Linked DNA regions of Mus musculus: region 1 is linked to region 2. The links are chromatin loops, found by intact Hi-C in ENCODE. Cell type or tissue: left cerebral cortex. All regions are shown on one strand. Region 1 has its middle 89 kb from the start of Gm36597. Region 2 has its middle 27 kb from the start of Gm39957.

Region 1 (4,000 bases), 100 kb after region 2:
GAGACCTAACTCAGATTCTCTGCAAGAGCAATACATGCTCTTAATCTCAGAGCTACCTCTCTAGCCCCTAAATTAGCCACTTCTGATATGTAGTTTAATCAAACTCCATGCAATCATGTTCATTTTCTGATTTTTTTAAATCTGGGATGGAAGATGCCACCTGTGCTCTGGGACAGTCCTGTTTTCACTCTACACACAGTAGGTCAGCACTGCAGGAGATACACCCTCTACTACATTTTGAAAGATAGACCGGATTCCTATAAGCCACCTAGCTACCTCACTCTTGCACCTATATCTAAAGTATGTGGTTAGTGGGTGAATTGCTTTCTATTTCTCTGCAATTCTCCTATACCATCACATACCATTTTGTCCTTATTGATAATCCCCTCAGAAGCTGAATTAGAGACACAGCCAAGCTGTCTAACTCTCATCTATGGGTCGTTTCAAATGATGTCTGCCCCTGAGCTTTAGAAGTATGTGCTGCTTTGATTAAAATTGATCAGCTTAGTGACATTGTCCCAGCTGAACTGTTCAAGTGCATCATTATCACATCATAGCCTTGTGCCAGCCTCTTCCTCAGTCCAGGTTCCTGGCCTTTTGAATTTCTTAGGTGGTGACTCTGTGTCTGACCTTCCGTCCCAGACCCATGAACAGGCAAAAGAGAAGCTGACTGACCCCTGAGCATCATCTCTGTTCCCTGGGGAGGCTGACAGGATCCCTCCTTCCTTGAGTCAGGGAGAGTGGAGTGCGATAGAATAGGGGAATCAGGTGGGAGGAAGGAAAGGACAGGAGCCAATGAGGCAGGAGTCAGAGGAGCTCAGGCTCAATGTGGGGAGTAAACCCTGGGGTGGGAAGGTTTGAACGGGAGAGAGGGAATTCATTTCAGCTGACTCTGTGTCTTCCACATCCAGAGCCCAGCACTGCTATTTGTCAGCAAGCTCCCGAGGGAGTGATTTTCAAGTGTGTATGTCTAGTTATTTCAGCGCTATTAGTGTATTTACTTACTTCACAGGTACTAAAAGTATCTCCAAGGTCTTTTACTCCTCTATAAAGCAGGCTTCAAGTGGTGGCACCTCCTTACATGTGAGCACTGACATGGACCAGAAAGAATTTTGATAGAAAGTAGCATCCAATGCAGACCACAACTCTGTATTTACAAGGCAGAATTTTCTGGGTAATTCATAATAAGGGATGGCTCTTTGTCTGCCTTCCCTCCTATAGTTGTGTGCTGGTAACTGGGTAGACAGATAATGTGCTGGAGCTTGATGTCAAAAAAGCATCTTCCATCATCGAATGGAGGCTTAGAGAAGGTGTTGAGCAGGCTGCCATAGAGATTAGCCACGTTACCCTGGGTAACAGAGCAAGGATAGCTTCCCTTTGCAGGTCCATAGCACAGCCTATAAAAGCAAAACAAAATGAAATGTCGATCCTTCTATGTGTAGCTTCTAGCTTTTGTAAATTGCTTATTTGGCTTTGAAAGGCCATTGCAATGATAAGGAGGCATACTTTCATTGTGTTTTCTCAAAAGAAAGTAATATCCCAGTTTATAGTGTGTGGTTCTTGTCTTACTATACATAAGATGAGGCCAAGTGGTTATGTGGTTTGCCCACAGGGAAAGCAAGACCAAACCACAAGGATAAACTTACAGCACCAGGACAAAGGAGGGAAAAAATTAAAAAGCCCGGCAACTTGAGGCTGGGAGAAGTCTTCTGAGTAAACAAAGTCCTGTTGATTCTTAGAATGCAGCTCTCCACTTTCTTCCCACTTCAAGGAATGAGCTAAATTTATCAGCCTACGAAGCCATACTGTGAGACCTTAAGTTTACCACCAATATAGACTACCTGTTAGGTAAAATTTTCTGTGTCTTCATCATTGACCTTGACATTAGTAAGAGAATGCTTATCACTCTCTGTACAGTATGTGGTAGCCAAAGAAAAAGCTTTTCTCTCTTAGAGAAAACAACCAAATCTGTGCTTGTTTTATTAAGAAACGCCAGCCTCTCTAGCATGTAGAGTTAGAGAATGGTCTTGGATATTTACGCTGGAGCAACCACAAGTAGCTGATATTGAGGTGTTGGGATTCAGGTGGAGAAGAGGGATTTATCTTTACTTAAAGAGGAATCATGACTACTGTGGGCCCTTCACCCAAGTAAGTCGAAGCCTTCTGTGTGTAGGATAAAAAGCCTTTTTTGTATAGCTGTGTTAACCAACATGGGCAATGAGTCTAAAGCTAATACCATGAAAAAACCATTTATAAAGCATTGATTGGCTTCAAGTAGATTCTAAAAGCTCTTGGGCTGGGTAAGGCAGATGTTTGCAGAATGTGTAGCTTGGGCAATTTGGAGGATAATTCAAACCACCGAATTTCTTGGTTTTCTTTCTGCGGCTGGCTGACTGGCTTCACAATCTCAGTAATTCTGAGAGGCAGCACGGCTGCCTTGTGCTCTCATGCAAGCTGAAGTGTGGGCGATTTCTTCCCCATGGGTCACTTCTCTACAGGAGTAAAAATGTTTTAAGACCATGAGCTTTCCTTGAAGTCTTAGATCCTGACAACGTAAAAAGAAAAGTGTACTTACCAGAAGAGCAGACACTACTGGATTCAGTGAGAAAGAAACTGAGTGGTTTGGTTGAGTAGATGGCTTTAAGTCAGAAACCATAAAAGAGTGTCCAGTCCGGTAAAGTCCCACCTTTCTGTCTTCACCTCTACCAGCCTGCTGGTTCAAATATATATATATAGTTTTTTTCTTTACTTCTCACCAAAATTGTATGTTTTTCTTTATTCTTTAAAAATCAACCCATATATTTGAACATCAGAAACTGATAGTTTTCTTCAGCTTTCGTTTATATTTTACTGAAAATTAACATGACAGTAGGACAGACAGTATCTCCTCTGTGTAGAATCAATTTTTTAAATTAATTTAAAATTTTTTATGTATATAAGTATTTTACCTGCAGGTATGTGTAGCATGGGTATACCTCATACCTTAGGGGGGCAGAGGACATCAGATCCCCTGAAACTGTACTTAGAGATATTTTTGAGCTGCTATGTTGTTTCTGGGACTTGACTTGGGTTCTCTGCAAGAGCAACAAGTGCTCTTAACTGCTGAGCCATCTATCCAGCGATGGCTATTGAAAAATCTTAAAAGCAAAATGAAACATCTGTGTTTGGCTTCCGTCAGGCTAATCTGTGACACTTCCAGGAGGCATATCCAGAATAGATGACCAAGTCATTGTCCCTAATCCTAGCCATCCCTGTTGTCTGCTATATTCTGTCATAATTAATTTTCTTTTATAAATGTGAAGTCCCATTTTAATTACTCCCCTTTGAGAGGCTGTGTTTGAGACAGGATTTCTCTGTGTATTCTAGGCTGTCCTGGAATTTACTCTGCTAACCAAACTAGCCCCCAACTCAGATATCTACCTATTTCTACCTCCCAAGTGCTGGGATTAAAGGTGTGCAACACCACAACCCAGCTTTTCATTTCTCTTATTAGTGTAAGATTGAAATAAGTTTATTGAATGCTTGGTAGAGTGGGCTGTTATTATTTTATGAGTATTTAAATTAATTTTCATAATTATATTTGATCATATTCTTTCCCCTTTTTCAACTTCTCCAAAATTGTCCCCACCTCCCTACCCACCCAACTGTGGTGTGTGTGTGTGTGTGTGTGTGTGTGTGTGTGTGTTGACAGCTTCCGTAACACAGGAAGTTCTGGTGTAGAGCATAATCTACAGCCATGGTCTCTGAATTAGAAACAGTACCCCTTCAACCCTCATCCATTGGAAAGATCACAATGCATCTTGGGCTGTCACTTTTGTTCTGACAGCCTTTCACTGGACTGGTCTTTGTTGACACTTAATCTCCCCATGACTACCTGCCTTGAGAAAGGAACAGCCATCTCTGTCAGTACACTAAACTTGTAAACTTTTCCTACTATAGTGTGCCACTGACTCGGCTCTTGGGTATTTAGTCTCAGCAATGTAAAGGCTGAATAACACAA
Region 2 (4,000 bases):
TTTTATCATTGTGCTTTTTATACTCAACCGCTGATCTCTCTATCATGACTTTTATGCGTGATATGAAAGTCAAGGTTCACTTCCTATTTACACAGGTCAATGGACCAAGTACCTCATTGAGTAGATCCTTCCTTGCCCGCATACTGCCTCAGGTGGAGATCCTTTGTTGTGAATCAGATGGTGGTCTTGTCTACATCTGTGCCATTTAAATAGCACAGATATGGAATCTACAAGGAACTCTTACAGAAGGTGACAGGTAAATAAAAATGGGGTAGTGCATTTTATAGAAGTTTGAGCACATTCTTGTCCTATGTTCATACTGAGCACCTGCTGCTTAGCATTTTAATAAGAAACATTTGTAAAATATGTTCTACTGAGTACATACATAGTTCCCCATTTGGGTTATTTCCTTTTTTTTTTTTTGATTATGTGTAATCACATTCACTACTCCTATAAGTCTTAGTTTATATGTTTCTAGCTAGATTGTAGAAATCTTAGAGCTTCAATTTATTTTACAAAATGTTTTACCATTGTGTTTATACTTTTTATGGTTAATGGTTCATAACTAGACAGAGAAACAAGTCTACAGATTTTGAAAGTTCACCCTGGGTCAAACAGAAGCTTTGGGAAGACGACATTAGGACCTAGAATGGATTAGAAAGTCAAGGCTACATGGATGGTAGGAGGCTCACAGACTCATGTTTTAGAGGATATTTATGTTAGAAAGGAAAAGTCCAATACATAGTCTGGTTGGAGTGAAGCCAAATGCTCAAAGCATTTCTGAAAACAATGTAAAATGAGACCTCCACCCCTGGATGTGTTTTCTGGAAAAAGTAAGGGAAGAAGGCCCAAGAAAACATGGATGATGAAAGGAAGTCAAAGAAGCATGCCTGGCAGTCGACTTTGCCATCTAACAAAGAGTTTAGGAACATTTGGAGCAGGGCAACACTCATCTCACTATGAACACTTTAATGTGCAGGGCATAGTCTCACTGTTTCAGTACTGTTGTGAATTCAGTGATGAATCCTGCCAGCCCTTGTCAAAAGACATCAACATCAAGGACATGAGCCATTGTGTTTAAGATTAGAAAGGAAATTGTGTTTTTCCACTTATAACATGACTAGCCAGAAGAAGGAAGGAGTGGAAGGGCTGGGTTTGTTGGTGTCTATATGTTTCTCTCTCTCTCTCTCTCTCTCTCTCTCTCTCTCTCTCTCTCTCTCTCTCTCTCTGTGTGTGTGTGTGTGTGTGTGTGTGTGTGTGTGTGTGTGTCCGTGTCTAGAGGTCAGTGTCAAATGTCTTTCTGTTTCTTTCTACCTTGTTGCTTTTGCAACACAGTCTCTTACTGAACCTGGAACCTGACATTTTGGTGCTAGCCTTCAAGGCCTGGGATATTCACACAGAATGACCTGAGATTTCAAACATCCTGGGTTAGAGTAAAAACAAAACAAAAAAAAAGGTGCCATTTGCGATGTGATATTTAATGTGATTAAGGGGGGCACTTCCCTTTGAACATGGACTTTGGTTGCTACAAACCAAGCTTCCAGAAGAATCCTGAAACAGAATCTTATGCCTTTAAGAGTTGCATTTCCTTAGTATAATTGGAGAGACAATCCTTTTTCCTTTTCACTTTGGAATACTAGTCTCCAGGGACTTGTGCAACATGCAGTCTTCTGAGTAGTGGCAGATGGAGCCAACTTCAACAATCACAAGTGTCTTGAGTGGGTGTGGTGGGTTCTGCCTTCTGTGGTAGTATTACATTCTGTCTCATTGCTTTGGATGCTCAAACAAAATCAGTGTTCACTGCAGTATCAGCTGAAGGCACTCCTCTTCAGGGCTTTTTGGAGAACCCTGACACACGCACACGCACATGCATATGCACACACTGAGAACGATGTATTAGATTAGAATCTTGAGTCCATTCTCCAGAGTGTGTTGAGGACAGTCCTTCCTCCCTAAAAGAAAGATTGTCTATCAGATAAGCACACGAAGCTAAAATACATCATATAGTACAGGGGTGGTTTCTATTTCATCATATAAAAGATCCAAAGTCCATTGGTAATTTTGTTTAATTAGACAGTTATTAGAATATGTCTGCTGTTTTGGGGAAGGGTGAGGTTGAACCAGTATATTAGAAGAAGGGTGCAAGGACTAAAATATAGCTCAATGGTTAGGCAGTTGCCTAGCATTTACAAAACATGGGTTTGATTACGAGTAAAGGGAAAGGGAGAAAAGAAAAGAAATGAAAAGAAAAGAGAAAAGGAAGAAAAGGAAGAAAAGGGTACAGCTCATACAGCTTGACAAACACCCAGCATGTCTTTAAATCTGCAAGACAGCCACTACTAAAGATAGCTGATCAAATTAACCAAAATTGACAAAGCATCTCTGAAAGCACAGAAAGGATTTGGTTCAACTCTTCAGGAGTGGCTCAGATCTGGGAGTCTCAGGGCTGAGAATGATATGGGATACAGGGAAAGTAAGGGAGCAGGTACAGTAGTCACAGCCCAGGCAGCTGCATCTCCAGCTCTCTGGCCTCCTGCCCTGTTTTCCACTGTACTCACATCTCCAGACCCCCAAGTCAGTTCTCTGCATATCACAGCCTTGGGAAGAAGATGGAATGCCAACCTGCAGATAACTTTGCATATGACCTCTTGCCACACAAGGAAAACCTATTTTGAAATTTGGGCACAGGTGACTGCTTTGGCGTACTCTCCTTTGGGATGCTGCAGAGAGAACTACCCATAGGGTTTGAGCCTCCACCTAACACTTGCAGCAGTTTGCATGTTGACTGATTGATTTTGTTGAACGATGCTCAGACCTAATGTAACGCTATCCCCTTGTGTGTGTTTGAGTGATCTCAGCCTCTCTCACTGCAGATATTTACTATTTATCCCTTCGTAGCCGCAGTCTTCAATAGAATGTGTTCCTTTGTCCACATAGCTTTTCCCCTTTGGATGAGTATTTCGATTGTTTGCAATTTTTCCTATGAAGTTCAATCACATTCATTACTCCCCAAAGGCTTAGTTTATATGTTTCTAGATTGTAGGGATTTTAAAATACCAACACTGGATCCAAGGTTATGTGGCTTTAATAACTATTGCTAGATACTTGCCCGAATGAATTTGGTGGTCAGCGTTACTACCAGAGTGGTATGAAGGGGATTATTTTTTATCCCTGTTCTAACAGTGTTCACTAATATTCTTCTGAGGGAACTGTATCAAATTATTGTTTATATATGTGTTGGTTTCCTGTGAAGACTGGGGAAGTTAAAACATTTTATGCATGTATTGCCTCTGTGGGTTTCTGTAACAATCATTGCTTCATATTTTTAGTGACTATTGTTTTCTTTTTGTATGATACTATCAGACTTTTCTATGCTATTGAAATATTGCTTTTCATTTTCATGGTAATACTGTACAAAAGGTCCCCCACCCCAGCATTAATCATGTGAGCCTTTCCCTCTATAATTATCTAAATCTTATGTGGGGCTGTTTGTTTTTAAAAGTAAGCCAGGGCCCCTGACCTCCATTGACCCCCATCACAGTGTGTATTCTTTTCCAGCTACTGATTGCCCTTCTCTCAAGAACTTCTGCCTCCACATCTCTACTGCAGCTCACCTGCCTCAGGGCCCAATTTGGACCAGCTTCTTGGTTTCCTAGAGATAACTGAATGGGCTAGGGAGTGTAGTGAGTCTCATCCAGAGTAGATAGAGCCTGAGACACAGTTCCAACAGTTCCACTGAAGTTTAGCCTGAAAAAAATCCCACATCCCTAGCTAATAGGCCTGAACCCAACAGCTTATAGAAAGCTGTGGCTCAGTACCTTAAGGTTCCCTGTGGGACCCTGGTGTCTTCTCAAAGCAGAACTGTGAAAAACCTTGGCTAAGGCCTGGTGGGTTTGGTCATTGAGGTCCTATGTTGTATATGGCAGCCTCATCTCCTGTTCTTGGAGCTTCATTATCTGTGGTTCCATCAGAGACAGATTCATTTAAGATGGCACAAGGA

Evidence for each region. Peaks named below come from ENCODE experiments on the same cell type or tissue, not always from the same donor. Only the 100,000 strongest peaks of a DNase experiment are listed, where the experiment ranks them.
Region 1: it touches region 2 in a loop (2.5-fold over the local background); 1 of 42 quality-filtered maps calls a loop at or near these places.

Annotation. Positions count from the first base shown.
Region 1 is chr2:148,257,884-148,261,883 of GRCm38, reverse strand. No RefSeq gene overlaps it. Among named protein-coding and RNA genes, the nearest start is that of Gm36597, 89 kb to the right of the region's middle. In left cerebral cortex, no CTCF peak of the experiment used is centred here; a DNase peak (open chromatin) is centred at 2,430.
Region 2 is chr2:148,362,443-148,366,442 of GRCm38, reverse strand. No RefSeq gene overlaps it. Among named protein-coding and RNA genes, the nearest start is that of Gm39957, 27 kb to the left of the region's middle. In left cerebral cortex, no CTCF peak of the experiment used is centred here; a DNase peak (open chromatin) is centred at 1,717.